Linked DNA regions of Homo sapiens: region 2 is linked to region 1. The links are chromatin loops, found by intact Hi-C in ENCODE. Cell type or tissue: CD4-positive, alpha-beta T cell. All regions are shown on one strand. Links, peaks and the distances in the headings refer to the core of each region. The heading gives the core; the rest is flanking DNA.

Evidence for each region. Hi-C counts contacts between places; a loop is a spot of excess contacts. Peaks named below come from ENCODE experiments on the same cell type or tissue, not always from the same donor. Only the 100,000 strongest peaks of a DNase experiment are listed, where the experiment ranks them.
Region 2: it touches region 1 in a loop (2.2-fold over the local background); 14 of 110 quality-filtered maps call a loop at or near these places.

What each region holds. Positions count from the first base shown.
Region 1 is chr6:111,796,042-111,811,963 of GRCh38, forward strand. The region is part of intron 2 of FYN (FYN proto-oncogene, Src family tyrosine kinase); the gene reads right to left. Among named protein-coding and RNA genes, the nearest start is that of FYN, 69 kb to the right of the region's middle. RefSeq lists an enhancer at 8,908-8,997. In CD4-positive, alpha-beta T cell, for the core only: no CTCF peak of the experiment used is centred there; DNase peaks (open chromatin) are centred at 8,030, 8,710, 9,700, 12,690 and 1 weaker place; H3K4me3 peaks cover 1,194 bases; H3K27ac peaks cover 5,550 bases.
Region 2 is chr6:111,716,245-111,732,166 of GRCh38, forward strand. FYN (FYN proto-oncogene, Src family tyrosine kinase) reads right to left here. Exons shown (of 14, transcript NM_002037.5): 4 at 3,561-3,818. The coding sequence starts at 3,807. Among named protein-coding and RNA genes, the nearest start is that of TRAF3IP2, 120 kb to the left of the region's middle. RefSeq lists enhancers at 14,273-15,159, 15,160-15,922. In CD4-positive, alpha-beta T cell, for the core only: a CTCF peak has its summit at 5,604; DNase peaks (open chromatin) are centred at 5,617, 8,417 and 11,777; H3K4me3 peaks cover 621 bases; H3K27ac peaks cover 3,049 bases.

The sequences.
Region 1 (15,922 bases), core at 4,789-12,788:
GGCTTAGACTCTATCACTATTTTTTTCAGTTGAAGAATCTGAATGTAGAAGAAATCATTTAACTTGGCCAAGATGACAAAGCTGGTAAGTTGAAGACCCAGGATTTGAACCTTCATTAGTCTGACGTTTGAGCTAGAGCTCTTGCCCACCACAAATGTTCTCTTTTAATTGTATTTATTGCCAATCTAAGTACAGCCATGTGCCACATAATGAAATTTCAGTCAGTGACAGACCACATATATGACAATGGTCCCCTAAGATTACAATGCTGATATTTTTTACTGTGCTTTTTCTATGTTTAGATACACAAATATTTACCATTGTGTTATAATTACCTACAGTATTTAGTACAATAACATGCTGTTCAGGTTTGTAACCAGAAGCAGTGGGCTATACCATAGAGACTAGGTGTGTAGTAGGTTATACCATCTAGGTTTGTGTAAGTGTACTCTATGATGTTTACACAATGACAAAATCACCTAATGATGCTTTTCTCAGAATGTATCCCTGTCCTGAAGCAACGCGTGACTGTACATAACTATCTGCTGGTGGTCTCCAATTGAAGAAAAAAAATGCATACTTTTTATCATACATCCAATAAACACTAACTGAGCACATATTATGTGCCAGGCCCTGTTCTGAGAGCTGGGGATCCTGCCATCATGGTGATGCTATGGGTAAGAAACCTTAATGATGTAACCACACCATGCTGATTGAAATCCCCTCGTGGGTAAGGGGAGTGGCAGGTAAGATTCAGGTGGGTTGAAGGCACAGGCCAATGAAATTGCAGAAATTGTAGAAAATGAGATGATGAGTCAGGATTACTAAACAGAAATTTTTAGTAATTTTATTTAATATTTATTGTATCCAGGTTCACCTGTCATGTGGTCATGTCTTATCTGGAGGTTTTTCAATGGCAGGGGCTATATCATACTTTAAAACACCCACCTCAGTGCTTGGCATAGTGCATAGTAGTTTGAATTTACTATTTTTTTAATAATGTTGTTTCCAAGAAAGATGTACAGAAGTTACTCAGGGATTTTCAGATGTAATGACAAGAGTCAGACAATCCTTGGAAAGTCTCAGTAGTGGAGGATAGATCATGCTGCATGTTATCAGGGTCATGAGCAAAGAAATAAATGTTTAACTGAAACAGTTTTAGTTAAATCAAATGGGAAACTAGTACGATGGCTAAGCAATCAGAATGAGTGCCTGGTAACAAAAATGTGAGGACAAAAAATTAGGCTGAGTGAAAGGAAAACAGGATACGGAATATTAAGATTTTTAATGTATTTGTGGCAAATAAATTTTTCCTAAGGTTTTTTTGCTTTTAATTTAGAATTTTTATGTATAGAATTTTTATATTTTCACCAAACCTAGTAATCCTTTCATGAAGAAATAACCAGAGAAGTGAGCAAATATTTTCACTCCAGAATGTTTAGTACAGCATTATTTATAATCTCAAATATGAGAATATTTAACTGCATAGTAATAGGATAGTGAATGGTTAAATAAATTAGTCTGCTCACACAATGGAAAACTTCAGTTATTATTCAATTACATTAGAAAACAATCACAACTTAATATTAAATGAAAGAAGCAACAAGCTCAAAATCAAAGTTTCATATATATATATATATATATATATATATATATATATATATATATATACACACACACACACACATGACACACCCCTCCCAAAAACGACAAAATAAATACATCTTTTTTCTTTTTTTGAGATGGAGTCTCACTCTGTTGGCGAGGCTGGAGTGCAGTGGCACGATCTTGGCTCACTGCAACCTCCGCCTCCCAGGTGCAAGTGATTCTCCTGCCTCAGTCTCCTGAGTAGCTGGGACTACAGGCATGTGCCACCATGTCCAGCTAATTTTTGTATTTTTAGTAGAGACGGCGTTTCATCATGTTGGCCAGGCTGGTCTCAAACTCCTGACCTCAGGTGATCCGCCCGCCTCGGCCTCCCAAAGTGCTGGGATTACAGGTGTTGAGTCACCGTGCCCGACCCTAGTTTAAATACATCTTAACATTGCTATCTCAATATGGTGTGATTAAGAGATATTTTCATTTTCTTCTTTATAGCTTACCAAATTTTCTACAAGTAAAATTTTAAAGTCAGGAAAAAAAAGTTATTTAAATAAGTTTAAATCAAAGAGAAAGTATACACATAGCACCTCTACTGTGCATCTCTAATTTGCTGAAGACCTTAGCCACCAGAGGCCTCAACCACACTGGCACATGTCGCAAATTCTGGTAATGTTATTTTAAATAAATATATTCATATATTCCTAAACTCGCCTGCAAAGAGGTTTCAAAACAGATTCAGCAGTGGCCAAGGGCAGTCCCCAGGATGAGATGACACATTTTAGTGAATTCTTTGACTTTGACAATACATTCATTTAACAAATATTTACTGAGTGCCTGTCATGCTCCTGGCACTCCGTTAGGTACCAGGGGGTCAAACTGGGTCCCCGGGAACAAATGACCCATTGGGCTGACATTTGTCCTACATACCCTGATCCTTGCAAGATGCGGTGGAAGTCTGGGCTGGGTAGTAACTGGGCAGACCTGTTCTCAATTCTCCCACCTCATCTGGGCTCTGACCCTTCCTGGATGTGTGGCTCTGAGAAAGGCTGGCTTCACCTCTCTGGCTCTGGCTGCCTCATTTGTAAAACAAGGATAATCCTGACCCAGTTCGTGGCACTGTGGTGAAGAATAAACAAAAAGCGTTCTGGGCTTGTTTTTATCTATACAGTGCCAGATGGATTCTACATGTTAATAGCTACTGTTGTTTCCTTCCTTTGAAAATTGTATATTTACTCTTTAGGAAACATAAAGGGTCAGAAATAAAGTTCAGTGATTAAAGGGATATTCCATATTTTTCTTCCTCAGAATATCCAGATTAACAATTACAGAAATGAACACCCATGTTTCCAACCACAGCCAAAAGTAAAGTGGAACTGGAAGATCTTGAAACGTTCAGGAACCATTCCAAGGACAAATCTAGGTGAGATGCTACCAGTCATTAGGGAAATAGTTCAATTATGATGAGCACTTCAAAAATCTAATAAGATTCACTTACAGTTTTTCCTCTCTCCCTTTTAGGAAGGGTGATTCTAAAAAAGCAACGTTCAAAAATAAACAAGTTTTTAAAAATTTAACATTTCTAAGAAAAGACTCAAGGGCACAGGAAGGATGCCAACCATATGTCCAAATCAGAAGTAAATGTGCAGATATATCCTGTCTCTCTCCCAAACTGAACTCACTTCCCAAACATTGGGAACATTTGTAAAAATTAGAAGATGAGGTGGAAATAGAGGTGGGGAGAGGGAAAAATACAGAGACATTAAAATGGGATGTGCCTAGTTGAGATGTTTCCCTTTACTGGCTATTGACATGACTTAATAACAAGTGTACCAATACACTGACAGAGAAAGTGCAACTCTAACCCCCTGGTGTTCGCATTTTATGTGAAAGATTAAGGATATTTTCCCAGATACATACTACTAATTTCTGACATCTTCCGTCTCCTTGTGGTCCTTTCATCAAGTAAGGATTGGTAAATGGTATTAATAGGTTCAGACAGCTTCACAATATCTGGACTAAAATCCCCCTACCCCTCAGTTCTCCGTTTCATGATGCTGCCTGTCCAGAGCCACTGAGGCAGGGCAGGGCACAAGTGGTTCAGGTGAATGGACATCTCCACTGCCCCCTGTCTGTGAGGCTGTCACTTGTGCAATTCCCTTCTTACTGCACCCATGCCTTGTCCACCCTTGTTATGTGGGAGTCCCGCACACGCCAGCTCCCCTGTGGAAACGTGCAGGGAAGGCAGCCACGGGTGACATTTCCAGCACTGGTTAAATATGGACAAACCTCGCAGCTTCCCACCCAGGTAGGGCAGTCCTGTACAAATGGTAACCGGCAGGGTTTATTCCGAAGGACACGAGTGTGCCATGATATATTCAGTAGTTGCTGTACTTTTAAAAAGGGAGTTGTAAAAATTATCTTTAAAATGCTTGTTGATGCCCTGTGGGTATGAGTCACTTTGTGAAGCAGGATCAAAATGGATTCTCTATTACGGGTTTCTGCTGGCTCTTTGATTCTAAACAACTTTATTAATGTTAATAGGAGTTATATACACATCAATGAGAGAATAAATTCCCAGGGTTTAGTGGAGCTTCCATTAATGATCTGTAATAAGCAACGTAAAATGCTTTCAAATTTTCTTTCAAGTAATAACACGGTACCCCAGAAGAGCTGAAAATGAGGCACAGGTCTCAGCACAGGGTAGGAAGGATCCGGGGGATGGGAGAAACAAGGCTCTACAGCTTGTGGGAGGCTCTGTGGGACGAGTCCTCACAGCCACTCACGGGAGTGGAGCAGGAGGGATGGACACAACTTGCCGAAGGGATATTGAATATGAGGAAGGGAGGAAAAGAAAACGTACAAAAAGTGAGCTTGATGCAGAAGGAATTTACTATGATCTAAAACGGGAACGACTGCAACCGCGCTTCCTAAATCTGTCACAGGCTCATCCCATTTTTTTCTGAGCTTAAGTTAATACTATTCACTGGCTTACAAAAATACCCACTAAGATGAAAATGGGAATTTAAGTTCCAAGGATGATGCCACAGAATTCCTAATGAACAGGTTATTTTGCAGTGACACAGAGCTCTGCCTCAAATGTCTGGAAGCCCAGCTTTAGATTTAACCCTCTCCTGCCCACATCTCCAGTTCTCTCCTCAACTCTTCTCATGGGAAATCAAATGCCAGATTACTGATATCCCCAGAGGATAGCAACCCATGGGGGCTGCAGCAGACAGACAAGTATAAATGGCAAATGACTAACTTCCATGATTTAAGAAAAGAATAGAGCAAAATTTGAATCTAAAAGTCTAATCACTATTTGCTCGTTCATACTTAGTCACCTTACACTTCCTTACATTTCATCCTGATGCTTCACAGACAGTAGAAGGACCTCTGCCAACAAATTACAAGTCCACAACATTAAGGATTAGATGCACAGTGGGAGAAGAATGGGGATGTGTACATTTAGCCACTGAGAGTCTAGTTTCATACCTGAGAGATCTGGAAACACTGTGTGCACCGCTGGCGATGCTGCAGGTGGCCAAGCAACGCTCAAACCACTGGCAACAACAGGGTAGTATCTTGATCTTCTGGCTCAGTGGTCACTTCCCACACAGCAGATTTTAGAGCACTTCAGGTTTAAGGGGGTACTGAATTTACATATTCCAAGGTAAACCATGGCCATCATCATCAAGGCAGAGCTCCATACACCGTGTACATTTTATTTAGAATTAGGTGGCTTTTCAAAGGAGCTCCCCATTTTTCTTTTATCACCTGCCTAGTTGCCAGGAAGCAGAATAAATGCCAATTCTTACGACATGTAGTTTAATTGAACAAATATATATAGACATTTGTTGGCTAGGGAAATGATTGGTTGGATAATGCTGGAATACCAAAATTCAACAGAACTTCCGTACCAGCCACTTAGACACATCAGTGAATACGTCGTTCACTCTCAATTCTCAGTAAACTGGGGAGTCTCTCCAGTAGTCCAGATCCTACTAGAAAAACATAAGCCACTTATAAAAGTAGCAAGTGTATCTGAGACTGTGACAAATGAAAACAGTGCCTGGGTTGTGCACTGTTTTTGTCTTACTCCTTCCTCTCACTTCCATTGGTATTAGACATACATATATATGGGTGTTCTGTGGACAAACCATATGTGAGCATTCTTTGAGAAAATGGCTTTGCCTCCATCTCAGCTCCCCACAACTCCTGGCTTAAATCTGTTAGGCACCAGGGGAAGATCTCTGTGTAATGAATGACTAAACAAGGTGCAAGACACTGGATAGATGACAATGAAGGGAATAGAGAAGCACCAGACACCATCTCAGCATTCAAAATGTTTGTAGCCTACTTGGCAGATAAGCAATATACATATCCCACATTAACTAACAATGCAATACTGATATGGTTTGGATCTGTGTCCCAGCCCAAATCTCATGTTGAATTATAATCCCAGATGTTGGAGGTGGGGCCTGGTGGGAGGTGACTGGATCATGGGGGCAGATGTCCCACTTGGTGCTGCCCTCATGATAGTGAGTTCTCATGAGATCTGGTCATTTCAAAGCATGTGGCACCTCCCCCTCTCCTCTCCCACTTCCCCCTCTCCTCTTCCTCTTGCTCTGGCCATGTGAAGTCCTGGTTCCCCCATGCCTTCTGCCATGATTGTAAATGTCCTGAGGCCTCCACAGAAGCTGAGCAGATGCCAACATCATGGTTCTTGTACAGCCTGTGGAACTCTGAGCCAATTAAACCTCTTTTCTTTATAAATAACCCAATCAGGTAATCCCTTTTTTTTTTCTTTGAGACAGAGTCTCGCTCTATTGCCCAGGCTGGAGAGCAGTGGTGTGACCTTGGCTCACTGCAACCTCCACCTCCTGGGTTCAAGTGATTCTCCTGCTTCAGCCTCCCGATAGCTGGGACTACAGGTGCCTGCTATCACACCCAGCTAATTTGTATTTTTGGTAGAGACAGGTTTCACCATGTTGGCCAGGCTGGTCTCGAACTCCTGACCTCAAGTGATCCGCCTGCCTCAGCCTCCCAAAGTGCTGGGATTACAGGCATGAGCCACCGTGCCTGGTCCCAATCAGGTAATTTTTCATAGCAGTGTGAGAACACTCTTTCTGGCTGAAAAAAAAAAAAAAATTCATTGGATTTACAATGCAGCATCTTATTCCTTTGTGGGACAGGAACGTAGTAGAGCCACAGTCCACTTAACCACTATTTACCAACATAGATGTAGAGTGGGTTTCTTAAATAAACTGGGAAAAAGTCCTAGATTTCTCAATCATACATGATTTTCTTGGCTAGGAAATCGTATAATCTGGGACCAGAAGATGACCAGAATCTAGTTCTTCTAAGGGAGAAAAATGGAAATCCAGCAGCCTAGCTGTTTACCCACTTTTCTTTATTAAAAAGCCTCCACCTGCTTTGAAGACTGTTCACAAGATCCTCCAACTGCCTCAAAACATCTGCTTCCCACTAACCCTCAAAGGCCATTTGGAGTTCCAAGGCCAAGCTCCTGCTTCATCCCTTGAGCACTGCTTTTGGCTAACTGGTAGTATTAATATTCTGGATATTCCAAATCACTCTGCCCTTCAGGGGCACTCCTCTGAAAGTATTAATTCAATCACTTCAAATATTTGGGCTTCATTATAACCTTTTTTTCTCTCCCAAATCATGCCACTTTTATGGCTTGACTGTGGAAGTAAGGTTTTACCCCACAATCTTTTTTTTTTAAGTCAACCGGTAACATTAATAAATGTCCAAGAGGTTTTCTTATTCCTAAACTACTCTGAATTGAGGACTGCAAATTATAAAACTGATCAGATCCCAGCCAGTTTCATTCATCATATATCCTCAGCTGTTTAGTTTCACATTCTGTTTCATATTCTCCAATCTGTGAAGAGTCAAGTATAAATACTGTTAGTATCATGGAAGGAAGTAATCCACTTCATAGTGTTTTGAACCAGTGACTCCTGGGGCATGGGGGTGTGGGGTAGGTGGGGAAAGACCACAGAGATAAAGGGTTAACACAGAAACTTGAATAACAGTCTTTGCTTATGGCTTTGACTGGCTAACATTTAACACCATTGCTCCTGAGATTAAAATGAAACAACTTGCCAAGGATAATTTCATTCTTGCAGCCAACAGCGCAAATGTAGAGTTTCCTGAAGGAATAATCTGCGGAAATGCACAGCTTCCCAAAGCAGCCATGGTATGTTAATATGGGATATTTTGCTTTCCAAGGAAACACCAAAAAAATATCCATAGTGTTAGGAATGGAGCAAACCACATGAGAAGAGAACAGGAAAAGCTTCTTCTCTCCCAGAAATGACCTCCTCCCCTCAAAATGGTTTCCCACGTGCTAATTGACTGCGGGGATGAGACAGTGTGGATACAGCTACTAGTTTCACTTAAGTCTTCTTATGCTGAAACCCACAGTTTACATCAAAAGCTGCTAAAGTAAACCAAATAAACCAAAATGGAACATTTCATTCCTGTGTATTTAAAGGCAGGAAGAGACATCATCGTTCTGAAAATATACGAGGGCCATGCTTAAGGATTCAGAAAAACAGGCCAAAGTCAGGCTTGAAGAACACCCACATCCCCTGTGATCATAAAACCCTCAGATTTTATGGGGGAACTGGGGGGAACTGGGGAACAGAGACCTCAGCTTTAGAAGCGGCACCCTCTGTTCTGGGCATTCCTTTCTTCCCAGGTGGATGCTGTAGAGGTCCCCAGTAGCTCATAAGCAGACTACTGGGACTGCGGCTTTCCAGCATCCCTGTTCCACACAGGAATAGGATGCTACATCGCAAAACCAATGAATTTTTTAAAAAATCCAGAAGGAGGTAAAACTTTAAGTTTCTCTTTCATTCTATTGAGTAGCTGGATTTTGGAAACAAACACACCATGCCCTAAATTACGTCCAATGCAATAAATGGCACAACCTGAATTTTTGGTCCCTAGTCTTTGTTCACTGGGGTATAACACATAATCAGCCTCTTGGTAACAAGGGGATACTTAGGCAGTACTTACACCAACAGAAAAGAAAACGAGGGCTGTGACTCATAAGCAGTATGTGGTCCTTCCCACCAGTGGGTACTGTGGCGTTGTGTGGAAACTTGGAGGCTTTAATAAGAATCTGCTACGTCAGCACCATGTAATATAATAGAAAGAACTCAGTGAGGACTTCAGAAACCCTGATGCTGCTCTAGGCTTCGCTGGTCATTTCTCCTGTGATTTGAGTCACCACATCACTTCCTTAGTCCTCAGCTTCTTTATCAAAGTACACCAGGTGATTCTTATGTTTCTTCCAGGCCTCTCTGCCTTAAACCTAACCCAGGGGTTAACCTCCAGGAGTCCTTTTCAGCCTGCTTCAGCCTTTCTAACAGGCCTCCCCTTAATCTAGTGCCCTTTCTGCTACCCCGAGATAAACACCACATGACTCGAAGTGTGTTTGCCAGACAACTGTTTAGTCCTACAAGGCGTTTTACATGTATGGCCAAGGAGCAGGAACACTATCTTTGAAGGCTTCTTTTCTACCAGCGAAGAGGCTGGCAACCACAACCCCTCTTAGCCTTGGCATTCCCATCACTAAAGTGGGACAGACATCTTTCTCACGGAGCTGTCAAATATCAGGTTCTAAGCCATTGTGAACACTGCCAGATACAATTCATGATGTCTGGATAAGCGTGAATTTCAGATACACAATTTGGGACATACTTACATTAAAAATTATACATCGTTTATCTGAGATACAAATTTAACTGGGTGTCCTATATTTTGCTGTTTGCCAAATCTGGCAACTCTACACATGTGAGACGCTGCTGTTGTTGGTCTTAGGTACCAGGCTGCCTCACCAAACCAGTCTTTACGCAGAATAAAACAAGGGTCCATGTGGTTCAGGTTCCTTCTGCCCTCCTACACTGGCCCCCTTTCTGCTCCTCCTATCGGCTTCACAGCATTACACATCCCACCTGGCTCCCTTCTTCCTGAGGCACCTGAATTGTCTACTGACCACCCTTCCAAGCACAGCCCCCTCCCCCTTCCCTTGGTTGAACAAGCTGGCTGAATTAACTCATACACATGCATCACTGATCATTTAATGAGTCATCAGCCCCCTCTGAAACCACTGCTTTTTCTTTAAAGGTCATTTACAACCTCAAATTAAAATGACTGAATTACAGGCCGTGTAAAAGTTGAAGTGGAAAAAAAAGTAGGCAGAGGGGTGGGGGAAGCTGGGACCACTTAGGAGCTGGCTCTCACAGTAGTTCCTCCAGCGTGTTTCTGCTTTTCCTAGTCTTTTCCTTTTCTTCTGAGCCCACAACAGCTCTTGAGGCAGTTGAAGACCCTGTAGATAAGGGAAAAAAGGAACGGGGAAGTGGGATGGGTGCAGTAGGAAGCTGGGGTTTACGTGTAGACTGGTCACCACATTCTTCCCACGCAGTTCCTAGGGTGCCCCAGCACTAGCATCTAATTTAGATTGTAGAAAACACAAAGCCTGACTGAACTTTCTCCTTTTTAACCAGCTTGTGTTCGGAGATGAAATACAATTGCACGAGCTTGTAACTCCTGGAACCTGGACGTTGGTCAAATATAACCCCAGGGGCCATAAAGAACCATCTCTCTCTTTCCAGAGCACATCAGTCTAGATGGCTCTGAAGGCTAACCAGAGGAGGAGGGGGTGGGACACACTTGCATCAGTATTACTCAAGCACCCCTGACTGGGTCAGGAGGACACCCCTTCGGCCCAGCTCTGCCCTCCTGGAAGGATCCCTGTCCCTAGGTTATTCGGTCCAAGATGACCCTTCACCTTCATGCCCACAACCCATCAGCTAACAGCATTTCACCAAACCACCAAAAGGAAAAGGCTTGAAACAAAGTAAATCACAAAATGTGGCAAAACAGATAGTGTACTATCCTTCTCAGGCAATTAGCCTCAGCAGAGTGACCCTCATAGGACCTTTGCAGGAGATGGAGCTGCTGAATGTCCCGGCCCACTATTGAAGGTGAGGTAAATTATTACCAACTGGGGACCAAGAAATTCTGTCTTATAATTTTGCAATACCCACTGCAGAGAGCTGCTGGCACCTGGGCATGCTGACTCAGTGGAATGCACCTTCCCATTATCTTCATATCTTCCTAACTATGCCGAGACTAGGGTGGGAAATGTTTTAGATGGTAGGAGTGGGAGTGGGAGGCTGAGAATCCTACATGCCCCAAGAGCTTCACATTCTTATTCAATCCTCCCAACAGCCTAGGAAGGAGAAATGGACCCCTGGGTCCACGCAGGATTTGAATTCATGTCTTCCGGACCCCAGCGCTGATTGTCCTCCACACGCTATTTGTTTCATTCAGAGTGCTGAGCTCTGATTTCACGTTTCCCTTGGAAGAATGGAATGTTGATGCCTTTTCTGGCTGCGCTGTGTGTGACAGGGACAGACTACTCATTTCATGGGCTTATAACAAGGGATCTACTGAGGGATTTATTTTAACAGAGGACTTATTTATAATATTTTTTGTAGGAAAACAGTGTCTTGTATTTAGTTACATTTCATATCTTGAGTTGTACTTTTGTAGCACACAAGAATTTGTTTCTCAGCAGACGATGGTGAGGAACTCCAGGGCAAAATAGACACTGGGCTTTACTCCTGGATAATGGAAAATGGCCTCTTCAGAATCTTGTGCAGTGAGCCAGGGAAGTCTGGTCACTCCTGCTAATGGATCAGTTCACTGTTGTTAACAAGGAGTTAAAAGAGCAATTCTTCCACTCTCTCTCAAATTAGTTTGATTTCTTGACTTTGTATTATACTGTATTTTTAAAGGATAGTTCTTCTTTACAGCCAGCAGGAGTTTCTCTTGATTACTCACTCACTTACCCCCAGGTAAGACTAACACATGGCACAAAAAGCAGGGATCGAGTGCCCTTTATCTAGTCACCTGTTCAGAGGGCTGCCCAGGCTTGGGTGCTATGTTATCAGGTTCTGCATCCAGTCAACTACAAAAGGTTAATCATTGCAAGAGCCTTAGAGGCATCCTAAGTGTCTCCAAATGAATAGGTTGGGAGGTGAGGCCTGGAACCTGCATTTTCATAACTTCCCCAGGGGGTTCTGAAGCACCCCCAGGTTTGGGGACCACACTGGTATAGAACACCCTGCTATTAAAGGTGAGGTCAGGGCCGGATGTGGTGGCTCATGCCTGTAATCCCAGCACTTTGGGAGGCCGAGGTGGGCAAATCACAAGGTCAGGAGTTCAAGACCAGCTTGGTCAACATAGTGAAACCCCATCTCTACTAAAAATACAAAAATTAGCCAGGTGTGGTGGCATGCACCTGTAGTCCCAGCTACTCGAGAGGCTGAGGTAGGAGAATTGCTTGAACCTGGAAGGCGGAGGTTGCAGTGCGCTGAGGCTGCACCATTGTACTCCAGCCTGGGCGATAGAGCAACACTCAGCCTCAAAAAAAACAAAAAACAAAAAACAAAAAAAACCTGAGATCAGAGGTCAGTCCCTCTGGAACCACTCAGCTTTGCTGTGTTACAAAGGCACTGAAGCAGCAAATCTGCAAACACACTCTCTATCAATCAGGGTACCAGCAGGAGACAGGTGGCACCCTCAAATTATCACAAAGGGGTATTTGCCAAGAAGTGAGCAGGGCACAAGGCCTAGTGCAGCCCCCTGGGCTAGTATTGAGGGGGAAACAGGTAGGGTGGCTCTGTTATACCTAAAGGCTGAAGGGGCAAGGTGAGGAAGCAGACACCAGAACCTGGACAGAAACGCTCACGGAAGGGCTGCCTGACAGGGATAGTGACCCCATTTCAGGGCTGTAGCGAATCAGGAGGGACCCCACTGTGGGTAGATATTCTGACCTCCCTCTTCTCCCTCCCTCCAGTCTCTGGACATTCTTCTTGCTAAACTCAACTAGAAACCAAAGGGAAAGGAACTCACTGACGTTGTACATAGAAGTCAATTTTCTGGGGCACAGAGCAGAGTGGAGAGTATTTGGATACAGAGGAGTATGACGAAGACGCCAGGTGCAAAACTTCAAAAGCAAGCATACCAGGGAGTGTCAAACCCTCACCACCATCATCACACAGGACAGCAGCTAAAGGCTGTGCCACACCCACTCATGGAAGCACCTGATGCTATAGGTAACTGCAGAGTTCTACCAGTAACTTTTGAAATGACACAACTTCGTCCAGAGAAGTCGTTCAACAATAAATTCACAAATGTTCTTATCAAATATTTATGGAGCACCTATTCCATGCAAGAAATGATATCTTACTTTAGCCATGTAGTGAAGGTTTCAATGTGTTTTATGTTAAACTCGGTAAGTGTTTATCTGGTTTTATGAAGCCCCCATTGCTTTTTTCCTAAAAGAAACAAAAATAAATACACTACAGAAAAGGAAAATATCTCAGATTTTTAAAATGGAAAGATACTAAGCTTTAACTGCCCATACTCATGGCCTATAGCAAAAGTGGCCTTTTAAAAATAAAATATATGATTTTCCAGTTAGGTTTTACCTCCATCTTGGCAAACAAACATATGATGTGCTTTCAGGTAGTCTAAAATAAATGGGTTGAAGAATAGCTTTATCCCATCTTTCAAGATCCACACAACTAACGTCAGTTCCACTAACCTGAAAAAGTTCTCAGGAGGCATCGCGATTGATTGCCATTCTCTACTCTATGGTTACCTTCAGTGGGTAACCAATGAGAGACATTTACATTTCCCTGTATCCATGTGCACTTTTCATCAGCATAAGTGAAGAATAAGCACGAGTCTCTTGAGTCCTCTGGATTAGTCATGGTGCTTCGTGGCATGGGGAATGATGTGAGCTCCTAGGGATACACCAGGTTATTTCACAAACACATGGCAGATGTTAGGTGGCACTAACATCAAACCACAGAACATGAACCTTATTTATTTTCCAATATTTTTCAGGCACCAAAGTCTCAGCCAGATGTTGCCATGTCAGTGACACCCTCCAACACCTGCCAATCCCCCTCTTCACTGGGGAGGTGTGGCCTTAGGCTCGGAGCCTTCAGGCATGGGCCTCTCTTATTTTCACTTATTGATTTTAATGGTTATCATTTCTATCAAAGAATATCGGTTTTCTACTTGAGATGGTCATATAAATTTCTTTTAAAAATTTAGTAGAAAAAATAAATTCAAGGGAAAATATATATTTTCCCTTAAAAAGGTGGCACATAGATATAGCAAAAATCATTAAGGTAGTATACAAATGACTAAAGTGTGGAAACACTGATGTAATACTAAGTACACCTCATGAATCAGAAAAACTTAGGTTTTAGTTCTAACTGCCCTCAAATAGGGATTAATGACTGATTTCCTTACTTTATAAAAAGCAATCCTTTCAGTGAAGGTAGTAGCTCTCTGGTCAGATGGCTGTAGCTCAAAGAGGGTAATAAAAATTTAGTAAAACTGCTTTGTAATCTGAATCCTGTCTTGTTCATAATATGACAGAGATGCCTATGATAAATGATTAAGGATTAAGGTTTAAAGATTTATATCACTATTAGGATGAAAATATGGGAATATACATCATGAGGGTAAGGTAAAGGTGGTCTCCTTGTCTGTTGGCATCAGGTCTAACAAGGGGGCCTTTGGCTGTCACTGGAATGGGAAGAGAAAAACCTCTGATTCATGGAAGGCCTTCACTGAGAGTATCCCAGGGCCATCCAGGCAGAATTAAATTACAAGTGCAATCAGTCATGGGATGTGAATCCACTTGATGTCGGTCTGGTAAAAATACTGAATATTCTGCGGTATTGAAAGTGCAAACACTTTCAATGGTTACCTCCTGTGTGAACTGTAAATCTCTTAGATGTTTTAGTTCGGCCCTGTTTCATCCCAAGTCACCCAAACCCGCAAACTCTAACCCCTTGAAAAATTTACATTTATGTTCATGTTCCTTTCAAGTTAAGACCTCAGGAAGCACTAAATCAACCAATGTATGCTGTCTTTTTTCTTCTTACAAATACGAGTGTGAAGCCCAGTGCCTGGGTGCACTCACACCCACTTCCACACATGCCTACACACCCCTGCTCCCTGTGCCTCCCCGAAAACCCACCCTGTGGGTGGAGCAGAAATGAATGCTGCCTGGGGCCCTTCCAGGAAGAGGTGTTTGAAACAAAGCATTCTGTCCTTCTGAACTCTTCCTTACACTCGCGCTTTGCTAAATCCCATATGTCAGCAGTCTTCACTTTGGAGTTAGGGTCCTTTTCCTATCCACTGTTGTTTACTTGTTTTAAAAATATTTCTACAATGCATCCGTTGTTCTCCATTCACTATATAATTGTATAATACATTGGCAAGCAACTGCTCCTCAATGAATAAAAGTGTGTTTTACTAAAGAATAATTGGAGCTGCTTGGCACAGGAGCCAACCTTGCCCGGCACCAGCTGATATATGTGGCAAACATGGCTGTCTTCTGCCTGTGCCTTTGCTGAATATACAAGTAGTCAGGAGCTGTTAACTCTAGGAGCTCAGTTTTAGGTACACAAGATACAGAAAGTTTTTAATGCTGTATGATTTCATTTATGAATTTCTTTAGATTTACTAAGTTGCTAGAATTACAGGAAACAAACAGACTTTAATTTTACAGAAGCCATCAAGTTTAGAGGAAACTTTCAAAAGGAAACGTTTTAAAGATGCCATAATGGGTAGTAGCAGGCTGTAGGGCTTGGGGTATGTGTACAGTATAAGGATTGGAGCTGTAAATGTAAGTACTGCAAACACTGGACAATGTGGGTCAAATGGCTTCTGTGTTCCTTATTCTAACTGAATCCAGTTTCACAAATAGACTTGTTTGAAGACAAAGGGCAGAATGTAGTTTTATATTTCATGATCTCTCAAAGCACATCTGCACATTTTTGGGTGACTGCCCCACCCTTATCCCCTTCTCTGGGAATCTGTTCCAACCTTACTTGACCTTACATATGATGAGGGTAGGGGTGACCTTACATATGATGGGGCAGGGGTGAACAACTGATGCAAGGGAGGCTCATCCCTATACTGGCTAGGAACCTACAAGTTGTAGCCTGGTTTAAAAAGATAAGTTAAACTAATTAGATCGTTCTGCCAGGAATTTGGAGTTCGAAAATGAAGAAGGTATTGCTAGTCAGCTGTGGGTTGCTAAACTGTCAGATTATATAGATTAGACGTGGGCACTGCAGCGCCTATTGTGGGCCAAGGACAAGCAGAGGGAGCTGGTCTACAGATCTGGAAGAACGGGACTCTCCAGGCATCACAGGTATAGCCTTGAAACTGCAGCACAAAGGAAGAAACA
Region 2 (15,922 bases), core at 5,067-13,066, 80 kb before region 1:
CTTTTGAGTATTTTTTAGTTCTTACATTTTATGCTTGTATTTGATGATAAATGTCAGTGACATTTCATAGTTTCCAAAGTCCTGGCTGCTCTGAGAAGTGTAGATTCTAGTGAAAATTACATAGTCATAAGATAAATTTGTTTTTGTTTTATTTTTTAAAAGTCACGGTATCACTGGTTCTATGCTCCCTGGAATATTACTGCTTTGTGAAAGCCCAGGCTGAACGCAGCACCCTCTGTGTACCTAGTACAGTTATAAACCTGGGTCTCCCACTAGTTGATACTTCTGCATTAGTTAAGGCAGAAATTTGATAGTTTGGTTAGAGGGGAGGGGAAATCTGTTGCCAGAAATGTCTAACTAAGTGCCATACTCGTCTGGGTAAGATTTGGGAAACATAACCTCTGTATATTAAAAAAAAAATTAGTTAAACATCATATAGTAGATAGCCATTAAATTATAAAAAAAATTATGAAGAAAGATCTTTTGTACCCGATTGAAAAAAAGAGATATAGAGATATCTATATGATCAAGAGAGTTAATTTTTTTTTTTTTTTTTTGAGATGGAGTTTCACTCTTGTCGCCCAGGCTGGAGTGCAGTGGCATAATCTCAGCTCACTGCAACCTCCGCCTCCCGGGTTCAAGTGATTCTCCTGCCTCAGCCTCCCGAGTAGCTGAGATTACAGGTGCCTGCCACCATGCCCAGCTAATTTTTTGTATTTTTAGTAGAGACGGGGTTTCACCATGTTGGGCAGGCTGGTCTTGAACTCCTGACATCGTGATCTGCCTGCCTCAGCCTCCCAAAGTGCTGGGATTACAGGTGTAAGCCACTGCGCCTGGCCGAGATTTAATTTTTTATTTTTGTTTTACTAGTGCCACAGACTTGCCAGTGGTAACTTATTTACCCCATTCAAGATAACTCTGTAGTTTTCTTTCCTAGGACTTGTTGTTAAACGTCAAAAGACATTTTTGAGCTGTATGTTTGATCAGACTGTTAGCTTTTCTGTTTTATTTCTTTTAAGAACCTCTGAATAAAAAACATCTGAAATTGAAAAAAAAAAGAAATTAAATGTGTTTTGTTTTAAGCTGCTAAGTTTTGTGGCAATTTGTTATACAGCAGTTGATAACTAATAGTAGTTCCCTGCAGTCTGCCTTTTCATTCTGGTCTCTCTGCACTTCAGAGTGCCTGCTATGACCTACAGAAATGACAGGGAGCCCACTTTTTTTTTTTTCTTTTGAGATGGAGATTCACTCTTGTTGCCCAAGCTGGAGTGCAATGGCGTGATCTCGGCTCACTGCAGCCTCCGCCTCCCGGGTTTAAGCACTTCTCCTGCCTCAGCCTCCCGAGTAGCTGGGATTACAGGCGCCCACCACCACGCCTGGCTAATTTTTTGTATTTTTTAGTAGAGACGGGGTTTCGCCATGTTGGCCAGGATGGTCTCAAACTCCTGCGCTCAAGTGATCCACCCACCTCAGCCTTCCAAAGTGCTGGGATTACAGGCATGAGCTACTGCACCCGGCCAGAGTCCACCTTTTTTACCAAGCTGCCAATTTGCTGTGTAGGTAGTTCCAAGGGAAGAAATGTGTCATGGCACTATTCAAGGACCACAGAGAAGAGTGGGGCTTGTCTTTCTGCCCCATCCCAAGTGGGACTTTCCTCAGGAGAGTTAGCATTCAGAGGTCTGACCATGCAAAGCTAGGCTCATTTGGCAACTTTCCTTCTTTCCTTAGATTTCTTTGAAAGGTAAGAAAAGAGATTGGCTTAAAACAAAAATGTGGGTGCCCGTAAGGTCATGCCTATTCTTATTTAACACTCCATGACCAGATTCCCTTCTTTAAAAACAATTTAAAAATGAAGCCAAGCCAGCCCCACTGTGTGGAAGGCAAGGCACATGAAGACCAGCACCCCACTCTCTCCTTGCATCAGCTGACAAGTTCTCACTGAGGGCTTTTATGTTCCATGTTCCAGGAGCTGAGGGGAGAATCAAAGGAGGTTACAGAGAAACACAGACGTTGTTCTTGGCCTTACAGGACTGAAGGCAGTATTGGGAGAAAGGACATGCATATATATTAAAACCAAATAACTCAAGGCAGAAAAATCTGCCAACATTTGGGAGTACTGTGTTTTAACTTTCAAATTTTATAAGGGATCAGGTAGCCTCTTAAACAAAGACTCCTCCTGACTACGGTGGAGACCCACATGCTCAACACAAGTGGCCCTCTCTAGTGACTTTAATGAATGATACCTGCAGACCCAGGGGTCCATATCCAGCACTCGTGAATGAATGAACAAGGACAATGGCTGTGTCAGTAGAATTAACAGTCTGGGCTGGCAAAGCCCTTATGCTTCTCACGGTAGGCACAAGGATGGGGGTTGTGTTTGCCTCTTTTTTTCTCCTGCATCATCAGAAGACAGATGGCCTTAGACTGCCTGTCTGTGTCTCTTCAGGCACCTTTGGGAAGGTGGGAAGGATGGGTAAAGGTACTTAGCACGTATTCAACCCATGCAAGGCCTGGGTTAAAAGGAAAGCTAGAGTCACCACAGCATGAGGGTGAACATAAATACTTCTTCTACTGGGCAGAGTGTGCTATGCTAGCAGAAGAGAAGTAGATAATGTCCAAAGGCTCAGGGTCAGGCTCCTTGATACAACTACACTGATGTGTGATGTGTGTTGGGTGCAGAGGGAAAAAAAACTTGCTAATGCCTTAGTAGTGCCTCCTCCCTAGGTGAAAAGGTACCTGCTGCCAGATGGGCTGAGAGATACTGGATTCTTTCAAACTTTTATATAAGACATCTGCTGCCAGATGAACTGAGAGATGCTGCATTCTTTCAAACTTTTGCAATAAACAAAATAATTCTGGAACAAATAATGTGAAATATCTAGTTACCATGGTTCACATACTCAGAGAAAATTTGGATGACTAGGGATGCATGACATAACTTACAAATATTTCGGAAAACATATGTCTGAGAACGTACGCCAGATATTTTACAAAGTATTAGCTAAGTCAGCAAATACACATGGCAGCAGAATATAGCCTTGTGGTATGAAAGACAAGGAAACTTCCAAAAAAAAAAAAAAAAGAAAGGCAGGCTGAGGATTAGGAAGAAGTGAGTGGGAAGAGGGAGTACATTAATATCTAGAGAACTCAAAATACACACACCCAGACCCAGTCCTGGAGCCTCTAATTCAAAAGACTGGGACATGGCTCAGGCATCCGTGTTTTGAAAAGGCTGCCCTAGTTCTTCTGTGCCAACCAGCCAGGTGAGGCTGAGAGTCATTGACCTACAGTGCCTCAGTAGAATGTTGTAGCTCACTAACCCATATAGAATCCTCAGAAAGCAGCAACTTGGGGCACCTTGCAACCCTGTAGCCAAGCATTTTGTTTGTACATCAAACTCTGGCTTTTCTTACAACCCCTCATCTAGTAGAGGAGACAGATTAGAAACTTACATGTGAAACCCCTAGTCAAAGGGAAGTGATGGGAACCCAGATGTTCAATTGCCAAAAGATTTAAGGGTGGCTGCCCCCTCTCTGCACTCTGTGACTTTGGGGGCTTACCTGTTCCTCCTCTCGTACGCAAGGTCCCCGTATGAGACGAAGAGTTCACACCTCCAAAGACGGTGAGTCCTTGGCCCCCGGCTGCGTGGAAGTTGTTGTAGTTGGGGATGGAGGTCACACCGAAGCTGGGGTAGTGCTGAGGGGTGGGGTCTGTGCCATAGCGGTACCCAGAGCTCTGGTTCAGGCTGCCGTCCCTCTCCTCCGTCAGTTTTGTTGCTTCTTTATCCTTACATTGCACACAGCCCATTATCTAAATTCCTGCCAAAGACAAAAAAGGGGGCACGTAAGCTGGGATGCTCCCTAGTTGCTGGGTTGCTCTACAGTAAACGAGGAGTAATTGACAAGGCTCACTGTTGGCTATTTCAGGCCTATTAGGGGGCATGAGGAAAGGCAGTGGCTGGGGAGATGGTTAGGAGGAAGTTCAGTTCCTTGACCCCACAATCGCATTTGTTCCCCATATGTTCTGGATGACAGCATCATCACGGAGCACAATGTTCACCATGCAGCAACTTTCCTCGAATAAGGCCTGTATCTCGTAAAATTCTGTAACAGCATACACCTGCCTACAGACGGTCCAATCATATTTACCAATTCTGCCTTTAGCCATCTAAAAAAAATAATACATGCTCTGTAGAATGAGTCTATGCAACATTAGAATAAAAACTTCCATCAGGGCACAGGAAATTTAAGGAAGAGGGCACAGGAGTGTTGGATAAGCCAGAATACAACCTTCAATCAAGTCACTAGACTGCTTCACTCATGGGTACCACATCTTCAGGCACAAAACTGGTCAATTTTAAGCACTAAGATGATGCTAAGTATCAAAACTAAGAACTAGTTACTGGATGAAAAATAAAATCGGCAGAACCTAAGAGGTCAGAGTATATTTGCAGGATGTCATGATAGTCTACAGTAATGAAATCACTTAAAGCTGCTAATTAACTTTTCAAATTTCCATTAGCTTTTGACATCCTTCAAAAACATTAAAAAAAAATCATTCCCATGTTACAGAGTTAGTGGCGGATTAAAAACTCGAGTTGTTGCCACCCCACCCTCCTCAAACCCTCTTCTCCCAGGCTCCTCATCTAAGTAAATGGGACCACCAGTGTCCCAGTTGCTCCAGTCAGCATCCTGAGAAGCATCCTCATTTCCTCCTCCTTGTTTACTTCCCACTCTTCCTGTCTCGGCTCTCCTATTCAAACACGCCCAACTTCTCAGATCCTCAAAGACTCCATTCCCCCACCCGCTTCGGGCCTTGGAACATAACCTTGAACACTTTTTCCCCTTCCTCTTTGATATGTGACGTATCCATGTCCTAGTTAATAAGGCACCGCTTCCTCTGCAAGGCGTTCTCCGACTGCCCTGCCCTTCCAGGCTGGGTTGTGCTTTCTGAAGTGCTCCCATGGCATCCTCATCTCCCTCCTTCTGGCACCCTTGGCGCCATATTAAAACAGGGCCTGTTTATTTGTCTCATTGCCCAATGGACTGCAAGTTCCAGGAAAGCGGGACCCTGTCTGTTTTCATCACAGCTACATTGCCAGTGCCTGGAACAATAAATAGCAACCAGATGAGTGAAGATTCTGTAGCCTATTATGTTTCTCTTTTACCCTCTCTGTATTAAAGCCGATCCCTCCTGTGACTTTGAGATGGAGTCTCACTCTGTTGCCCAGGCTGGAGTGCAGTGGAGCGATCTTGGCTCACTACAACCTCTGCCTCAGCCTCACAAGTAGCTGGGATTACAGGTGCCTGCCACCACACCCAGCTAATTTTTTGTATTTTTAGTAGAGATGGGGTTTCACCATGTTGGTCAGGCTGGTCTTGAACTCCTGACCTCAGGTGATCCGCCCGCCTCGGCCTCCCAAAGTACTGGCATTACAGGCGTGAACCACCGTGACAGGCCCCTCCTGTGACTTTTATCAGCAGTGTACCTTGCATTTTAAAATCTACTGGTATGTGTGTGAGAAGTGAAGAAGATTCAGAAATACAAGTTGGTTAAATGGTCCCCCTTTGGACTTGCAATACCCCAACAAGCCAACAGGGGTCAGGTAGAACAGGCCAGTGGAGGTCCCTGCCAAAACCGCAAACTAGCCCATTTGGGACCAAAGAATCACATAAGAAACACATGCCATCATGTGTAATAACATTTATTCACTGGGGAGGGCACAGCTGGCACAGGATGGGAAGGGCTTGAGGCAGCAAAGGAGAAGGCATGCTTTTCTATACTATCTTGCAAACCAATGCAGGAGGTGCCATATCAGAAGAGTGCTCCCTGGGCACTCTTCTGAGCACTGCTTTTCTGCTGGACTGGGTGATGGGAGCAGTATCAGACTGTTCTAAAGCTCTCTCATATTACACATTTCAATAAATACTTATTGAATTGAATGTCAGTTCTTGAGAATGAAAATGTTTGGAAAAGAGACGCCTACTGCTTGAGCTGAGCTCACCAAATCTGGAACACATTTACTCCTAAATCATTTGAGATTAACTTACAGTATACCGTGCCCAACATGCTTTGTAACTTATGGTAAATGGATATGATTTTAACAAGTTTCCAATAGGAAATGCAAGCTATTTCCAAGGCATGATGTACTAAAGGAATTTCATCATTTGTTGTTGATGTTGCTTCATCAGACTGATAACTTGCTCATATAATATTAACTCTTTCGTGGTGGAAAGTTGCTCCACATTTCTGCAAAGACCAGACAGAAAACACTTCTTGTCCCAGATGTTTTTTCTTTTTTTCCATGAATTTCACTGATCTACTGTAATTAGAGAATGTGAGACCTGAATCACAGACTCATATCACTTACAGCAGTGGTTCTCAGCTGGGGGTAACTTTACCACTCCCCTGCAAGAGACATATTGGGCAATGTCTGGAGACATTTTGGGTTGTCACACTCAGAGGGGAGGGATACTCCTGATACCTACTGGGTAGAGGCCAAGAATGCTGCTAAAACTTCCTGCAATGCACAGGACAGCCTCCTACAAACAAGAGTTACCTGGCCCCAAATGTTAATAGTGTCAAGGTCAAGAAATCCTGATTTACACGAAGGAAAGAATTTATATCTACATCTTTGAAGCAGTTTAACAGCTGTTTCCCTTACATGGATGTGATTAACATGCAACCCATCATGCTTTCTTCAGGCGAACAGGCATGTTAGGTAGAAGCAGGCAGTTTTAAAGAGTGACATGAAGTGCTCTGATTTTCTCTAGAAGCTTGTGCACTGTGATAGAGAAACAGAACCTGGAAGTAATGAGAACACTCATTGCAAACCACTCTTCCAACTCCAGCAAAACAAAATAAGCCCCATATAAGAACCCTGAAGAAAACAGGATCCTACATTTAACCAAACTAAGAAAAAATAATCTTTCAAAATCCACTTTAAAAAAGAAATATACTATAATAAGCAACTAGCAGCTTATCTATAATTTTATGAAGTAATAGAGAAGAAAAATCATCAGCTCCTTGAAGGCAGGAATTTTTGTTTTTTTTTAACTGCTGCATCTTGCGTGGCCAGAACAGTGCCTGGCACACAGTAGTCACTCAATAAATATTAGTTAAATAAATAAATTAAAAATAATCAAAATCATTTTGGAGAAAACAATCCTCTTTTATAGAAGAGACAGCACCATCACCACTTCACGCATTTGACATTCTGAGTTAAGTAATGTTTCTATACAGATCTTGCTTACTCTTTTCTCTTCAATGACACATAGGAAGAAGTGAAAATAAATCAGTAAATGCAGTTTCAAGTCATTAAAAGTTAATCACAATGAAAATATTTATGTAGGAACTTGTGGTCTTCTTTCTCCCCCGTGGGGCAGTCAGACTAACTGCTTCGTGACAGAAGAGTCAGAAGACGCTACATGAGCTGTATTCAGTGTGCCCAGGCTCCTTGCTACAAGGCAAACTTTTGATCATTCATGCTAAAATAAAAGTATCCTTTATTATGCAGAGTTATGTGCTGTGGCTTTAATGTCCAATGCTGTAAGTGCATCGTGACATAGAATGTACTAATTCACTTGCTATAGATCTCTGGGGCACCGGGAAACACTGAATGATGCCATCGTGAATGTGGAGCCCTGGAGTTACTCTGATCAGGAAAATACCACATGCCATGAACTCATGGCTATAGTCTTCTGCAAGTTATCATGCCTAGAAAAACTGGTGAAGGGCATTTTCACCAATTGGATCCTGTGCCTGTGATCAAGGTGTCTGGATTACAGCTGTGAAGCCTCTATTCTCCAATCCTTTTGCAAAGGGAGGGGCCCTTTTTCTACTAAGCAAATAAAACTTGATCTATTTAAAATTTCCCTAGTCCTGTGGTTCTTTACAGATGTGCCAATAGTGTTAAGCAACCTGGGAAGAATTGCCGGACACAGGATTCAAGGAACGCCGCACCCTGCTCCCATAAGCAGGGCAGACATTATCAACAGATCACAGCCCTTTCTGCTGCCATGCTATGGGAGATATGCTTCTCCACATAGCCCTGTAGTGATTGACGGAAACTGACCTAAAGGATAGATTCAATCCTTTACTACCACAGGCACAGGGTGCTTCGATCCAAGATGAGTCTGGTTGAACATACACTCCCTCCTCCTGATGTAGACAGACCACAGTCCAGTCTACAAGATGCACATTAAACACAGACACATTCATATTTCGTCATGTGCCAATCAATAAAGCAATGCCAGTAAGCCCAAGTTATAAGCTTGCAGGACGTGTGATAAGATTTCAGGTGTGTGCAGGAGCTAGGTACCAAAATGGGAAAAAGGCCACTGGCAGTCTTCTGCACAAGCAAATTACTTTCTCTTGAGACACATACACTTGCAGGCAGAGGAGGAATGGCAGGAAGAGGAAGTGAAACCGACAACAAATAACTTTAATTTCAGGGGTGTATGCTCTTTTGTCTCAGAAGCCAACCTAGGTGGGTGTGAAGAAGTGACAGCCCTTAGGCATAATCCCTGCTTCTGACAGCCTCCAGCAGACTTTGGAGAGTGACAGGTAAAGCCACATTTGGCCCGTACTTAGAGGTGGCATGTTTCCTGGTATCATAATGGAAGTATAAGAACAAGGAAGGGAACTGAACTAAGAACCTAGAAACCAAATGCAAGCAACTGAGATGGGGGCAGTTGAAAAAAGAATTTAAAGCTGAACTGCAGATCAACTGCATGGTTTCACACTTTTCTCGGAAAAAAGCAAAAACTGGAAGCTTATCAAGCAAACACACTTTTTCAGTCAGCAGGAATAGCATTAGGAAAAGGATAAGATGTGGCAGAGACACATCTGAAATTATTTGACTTCAGGATAGAAGATTCATGGCAGAGGGCTCTTGATCCTCGCAAAATTAGAAACACCCATAAGAATCTACTTGGGGACTTTTGCTACATTCTCAGTGGAGAGAGTTAATCCATTGAAAGCCTAGGAAAGCCTTCTTTAGTTTTCCCCTGTCATTACTGGGAGCAGAAGGACATTCAGAGACAGTTGAGTACCACATCAGCAGCAATGAGGTTGGGCCACAGAAACTGTCACCCAAATTTCCTAATTTCCCAGCACCTTTCAATCCTTTACAATGGGGCTTTTCTCCTCTGTAGCATACTGCATCAGATGATCCTGACACCCCATGAGAGAGTGCAGGCAGTGCTGCCTTCTGGGGACAGACGGGACAGAAGGGCCAGGGAGGACTGGGGAGGCTGGACAGAAAGCAGGGCTATGCTGGCCACTCTTGGGATCACAAGCATTTCCCAAGGTACTGAAGCAGAGAAAAAGTCACTGCTGGGTTGGCCCTCTGGAGATGTTAATACTTGAGGGATGAAACACTTTCAGCACTGATGCTGGGTTCAGCCAATGGCCCCAGCCCAGCTATGAAAAAAAGCATGCAGGACTCTGCCAATGTGGGAAAGTCCTCTCTTTGCTGCCAACTGGAGGGAGTGAAAATATGTGCCTTGCTAAATGACATTGTGGTAGGGAGAATTCTGAGCTGTCCCCCAGGACTCCTACTCCCGGTGTATGTGCCCTGCAAATCCCTAGGATTTATGAATGATGGGGTAGTCACTCCATCATCGGGTTGTTATTTGGCACAGCCGACTTTGAGAGATCATCCTGGGTGGACCTGACCTAATCAGGTGAACCCGTGAACGGTATGCCAGTTCCTGGAAAAGTAGATTAAAAGTGAGAGAGGCCTTCATTGTGGGGGAGATTCTCCACAGCTGCCTTTAAAGATGAAGGGGCTATGTGGCCAGACACATGGGTGGTCAGAGCTGAGAACAGCTCGGTCAAGAACCTGAATGAACCTGGAAATGGATTCCTCCCTAGTCAAGCCTTCAAACAACAACATAATCAGCTAACATTTGATTTCGGCTTTGCTGAGCAGAGAATCCCCTCCGTGCCTGGATTTGTGACTGACAGAAATGTGAGCTAACAGATGGATGTTGTTTTAAGCTACTAAGTTTGTAGTACTTTGTTAGGCAGCAGCAGAAAACTAATACATGTTTTGGTGGGATGGGCACCATGGGGATGATGGCTCCAATTTCAGCAGTCATGACCAATATCCAATCAGTGTTCCCTGTAGCCTAGGTGCAGGCTGGACTCTGCAAAATGCTGTCCCATTAAAATCTAGTAACAACTCTAAAACACAGGTATTACTATTTCCCCACACTTTACAAGGGAGGAAAAGAGGGGTTGGGGAATTTGTCCACAGCTATGTCAGTCATAGAGATGGGATTTGAAACCAGATAGCCTGATTCCATGGCCAACACACAGAGTCTCTATACTAGAGCTATTTCCTGACCATGGAATCCTGGCCAGTCCATGCAAGGGTGTGGGTGTGAGGGCTGGAGGTGTTGAGGGAAAAATCCTATAGGGAAGAATTGGTTCCACAGAGCTCAATATCTCACACATTATGATATGGTTTGGTTGTGTCCCCAGCCAAATCTCACCTCAAATTGTAATCCCTATAATCTCCATGTGTCAAGGGCAGGACCAGGTGGAGGTAATCGAATTATGGGGGCAGTTCCCTCATGCTGTTCTCGTGATAGTGAGTGAGTTCTCATGAGATCTGATGGTTGGTTTTATAAGCATCTGGCATTTCCACTGCTTGCACTTACTCCGTCCTGCCGCCCTGTGAAGAAGGTGCCTGCTTCTCCTTTGCCTTCTGCCATAATTGTAAGCTTCCTGAGGCCTTCCCAGCAATGCGGAACTGCAAGTCAATTAAACCTCTTTCCTTTATAAATTACCCGGTCTCAGGTATTTCTTCACAGCAGTGTGAGAATGGACTAGTATACATTACTAACGGAGGCACTGATTTCAGGGACTAGGTCTCACCTCCATCCCCAATGCACATTCCATTCCCCCAAGACAGTGGATTCTGTAGAGATGCTGGACCATACTAGGTGCAGTGAGTCACCATCTTCCTTCGTGCGGTTTGGCATATTAATGACTATTTGGGCCGATGACACTGAAGCAGCCCTTAATTTCCTCATCTTTCCTAGTCATGGCAAGGGTATTCATAAGTACCATGAAGGAGTTGGCACTGGTTTCCTTGGTATAAAAATCAGCTTTCCTATTGCACTTAAAATATGATTTGCTTTACAGGCAAAACTTTCTGGAACATATTTACTGCATAAACTGAGATACACATATAATGCCTCCACCAAGCACAAAATAACAGCTTTCTACTCTTGGTGAAGCCTGTGAGGGAGAGCCCCTCGCCAAATGCAAGTATTAAAATATTACAGTCTCTGAGGTGAGAAGATAGATGTAAAAGTGGGAATATACACAATGCAGACACTAGCCACATGCAATCATGGGAGAACAGAGCCTACTTAAAAATCAAACCCAAGCTTTGCTTCAGAAATAAGTGGAGTTGAACCCATTCGATCATTTACGCATGACTTTGCAAAGGTTCTCTGGAGGGGGAAGAGGATCAACCTTCTCTCATACCGCACAGCAAGGGAACCAAAGTAATATAAATCACTCTTAAAAATGTCATGTTACTTTAAGAATAAGCCATACTGCTGGCACCTAGAATATTTTTGTGGGTCCCCATCTCTGGCTTTTCTTGTTCAAATGGCCCCCAGGCTAAGAGGCAGCTGCTCACATCCCTGCAACAAACATGTTCTTTCCTTTCTGCATAGCCTTCCATTTCTCGAGCCCGAAGACTCAAAAGCGCTCAATAAAAGAGAAATGGAAGCATCAGACCCCAGTGGTGAGATTTAAGACTGCAGTCAACTGAATGCTGGAACCAGTCCCAAACCTAAATGGCCAAATGAGGCTTTAACACCAAACCATGGAAAGGCTCCAAGAAAAGAGTAAGAACATTTTCTTCTTAAATTCATTTTGCTCTGGATCTCAGGGTTAAGACAAGAGTGAAATGGTGATGAAAACAAGGATGATATGTTTTAACCCCATCTATGCCAAAGGTTTCAGAAAGAATTAGAGCACAGGTTGTAAAGTTTTTTCAGGCTCCACCCCCTGCCCGCAAGCCTTTTTGGACCATAGAAAAGCCCCTTGTAGTTAATATTTTTAAAATTTCATTTAAAGTGAGATATAATTCATATACCATAAAATTCACCCTCTTGAAGCACACAGTCCAATGGTTTTTAGTACATTTACAAAGGAGACCATTTCCATTATCTAATTCCAGAACATTTTCATTGCTCCAGAAAGAAACCCATGCCCATTAAGCAATCGCTACCCACTCCCTTCTCTCCCCAGCCCCTGGCAACCACGAATCTAATTTCTGTCTCTATGGATTTGCCTATTCTTGACATTTCATATCAACAGAGTCACATCATATGTGGTCTTTTGTGATTGGCTTCCTTTGCTTGGTATAATGTTCTCCAGGTTCATTCATGTAACATGTATTAGTACTTCATTCCTTTTTATGGCTAAAAGATATTCTACTGTATGGATATACCAGATGTTGTTTATCTATTCATCAACTGATGGACATTTGGGTTTTTACGTTTTGGCTCTTATGAATAATACTGCAACAAACATTCATGCTCAAGTTTTTCTGTGGAGATATGTTTTCAACTCTCTTAGATTAATATTTCAATATATAAGAAATTTATACAGATAAGAGAAACTCTAAGTTTAGGAAACAGAAACATATATTGGCAACAAAAAAAGGAAAAACAATTTGTGAAACATATGGGAGAATATTGCCTTTGGTAGTAATCAGAGAAATACAATTTAGATTAGTGAGATACTATGTATCACTTCTAAATTCACACATTAAAAAAATAAGTATACTCAATAGTGATGAAGTTTCCTTGAAATGAATATGACTCTCTTACATTGCTGATAGAAGACCAGAAATCAGTGTAAAACCATTTGGTAAACCAATTTGGCAATATAAAAAATTCTTAAAAATGGGCATACTCGGCCAGGTGTGGTGGTTCACACCTGTAATTCCAGCACTTTGGGAGGCTGAAGTGGGTGGATCACTTGAGGCCAGGAGTTCAAGACCAGCCTAGCCAACATAGTGAAACCCCAACTCTACTAAAAATACAAAAATTAGATGGGTGTGGTGGCAGGCACCTGTAAACCTAGCTACTCGAGTGGCTGAGGCATGAGAATCGCTTGAACCAGGAAAGCAGAGGTTTGCAGTGAGCTGAGATGGCGCCACTGCACTCCAGCCTGGGTGACAGAGTGAGACTGCCTCAAAAAAAAAAAAAAAGGGGGTCGGGGGTGGCATGTCCTTTAACCTGTAAATGTGTGCTAAAGACACGCCTTTTAAAAAAATGACATGAAGAGGTTCTATGAAGTATTATTTATCATTTGAAAAATTAGAAAACTTGTTAGTTGTTTAGCATGAGGGCAATGGCTAAAGTAAATTGTAAGGTATGCCCATAAAGACAAGTTAAGCAGAAATTAAAACTTACATTTACTGAAATTATCAGCAATATGGAAAGATGTTCATGTTATATTAGGAAGGATCACATGATTGCAACTATATAACAAATGCCTAGAAAACTCTTTGGAAGGAAACATGCTGAGATTATGGTGGTGTGCAGATGATAACACTATGGGCAACTGTTCTTTCTTTGCTCTCTGTGTCTTTTTTCTCAGATTTGTCTATACCAAGAATGTACTTTTTTTATAATGAGAATAAATCACCTTTATTTTTCTATAAGAAAGTTCCCTTTAATATTATCAGTTACTGATTGAATTTGTATGTAAGTTGAAACAACTACACATTGATGAAGTATACTTTGTCAACTGAAAAATTAAGAGGGAGAGACTGACTGATTCCAAAGCCTGTTGAGAGGCAACTCCTTCTAGAAGGTGTGAAGGGTGAAAGGTACCAATGGACAGTGAGCCTGCTGAGCGTGTGCTCTTAACTAATCTGTGCTGGAAAGTAAGCAGTGAGGCGCAGTGCTGGGAGTGGGCGGTGAGTGCACAGCAATGAACAGCCATAGATATCTAATTAAGGGCACGAAAAAGGCAAAGCCACATGCAGAGGATCCTGTAGGGGACAAGTGTGGAATCTGGGATAACCGAACCAAAAGCAGGGTGGCTGGATTAGTGGGGTTTTGAGACCCTTTGGGCCACACATCCTAGGTACTTGGGGACACCCACTAAATTCAGAATGACGGTACTCACTCAAGTCTACCTTGGCACCTAACCAAGGCAATCTGATTCCTGAGGTGTCTGTAGGAGCTCTCTGTGAGTGAGGTCATGAAGACCACGCATGGGCTTGGCTCTAGGAAGGTGGAGAGGATGAAACAAAGCACTTTTGTTCTTTGGATGCCAATTGGTGGGAGAGGGAAGGGGGCCTGCCCTCGCTCTTGTTGCCTTCACCCTTTCCTGTTGGGACACTGAGCTGGGCATTTTAATGCTTTGACTTTGAGCCACTGCCCCTAGAACCTGGGGCAATCCAAGCAGGGCACAGAACAGTAGGCAACACTGGTTCATGTGACCTGAAAATTTTCAGAAACACTAGGCACAGAAGAGATGTTTCTTCCTGATGTTGATATCCAATCAAGTATCTTCCTACCCTCCTTACCCTCATTCTATAAAAACAATCAACCAGAGAAAAAGAGAAAAGAAAAACAAAAACGTGGGCTTCTATTCATGACCAGCAAAGAGAAACAGGAAGGTCAGTGTCACATCTGGGCCACAGTGGCAGAGCCTAGCTTTCTGGGCTGCGCCTGTTTAAGGAACAGTGGTGGCAGAACTGGCCGAGGGCCCAAGGGTCAGGGTGTCACCTGGCAGAGCCACAAGAAAACACATTAGCACAAAGCGGCTGTTTGAATAGGCGTCATCAATGCCCCCTCCCCAAGTACGAGGACCGCTGAGAATGAAAGCCGAGGAGGTTCACTCTCCAAGGCCGAACAAAACCCGCCCTGCCAATCTTCCCAGTCTCTATAGAGGTTCCTCGCCAGATGATTCTGCAAATGTGGCCTCATCCTTTCAAAAACAGTGCATTCTTTTTCTCTTTCTTTAATTCACTAGTTCCAGTCAAGAAGATCCAATTCCTTTAAAGACACAGAAAGGACTTTGAAGAAGGAGATTTGACTTCTTTTGCCTTTGAGCTGATAGCACGGTGCTTGTGGTCTCCATGTCTCCCATTTTCGCTGATCATTTATCTGGTTATGAAGTCACAGCCCAATCTAAATCTACCAGCCTGAGAATTTGGCTGTGAGGCCACTTGCACTGTGTTTTTGGGGCAGAGGCTGGTGTCTTTCCTTTGAAGAATAACATGAAGCCCAGTCCCCCGGCCCCTGGGTCTTTGTGTTGGCACTTTATTCAGGCTGCCAGAAATCAGCAACAACAGCAGGGATAACTTTTGCATCCCCTGCCGTGGTGTAGAATTTCAAAGCTTCTTGCAGCTGTTTTGGTGTGAATGCAGATAAAGTAGCCAGTCAGAAAGCATAGTCTATCTAATTCCACGGCCTCTATGGGGACAGAATGGCTCAGGAGGACGGGAACAAAAGGAGCAGAGAGGCAGACTCCAGCCAGCCTCCTCCTACACTTTATTGCCTGAAGGAAAGGAGGATGGTCTCTGCCTTCCCTGATGTTGGTTTCCTCACCCTGGGTGAGCCCAGGGTGGTTGAATATGTCGTGCGTGTCTCAGTAAAGTTTTCACTAGAGGTCTGCATTTATGAATGCAAATTGAGTGCCAAGAGAGACACAGAGGAAATTAAAGGAGGAACATCAGTAAGAGGAAGAGAATGTGGAACCACCAGAAGGTAGTGATGCTTTCCCCAGCAGCACACAAAAAACAGTATTTGGGATGACAAGCTGTGGCCACTCTGTGTGGGAGGAACATGTGCTACATGGGCTAGACCACTTGTGGATGACCTACTTAACACCTGATGGAAACCCAGTCAGATTTTTCTTAACAAATCCAAAA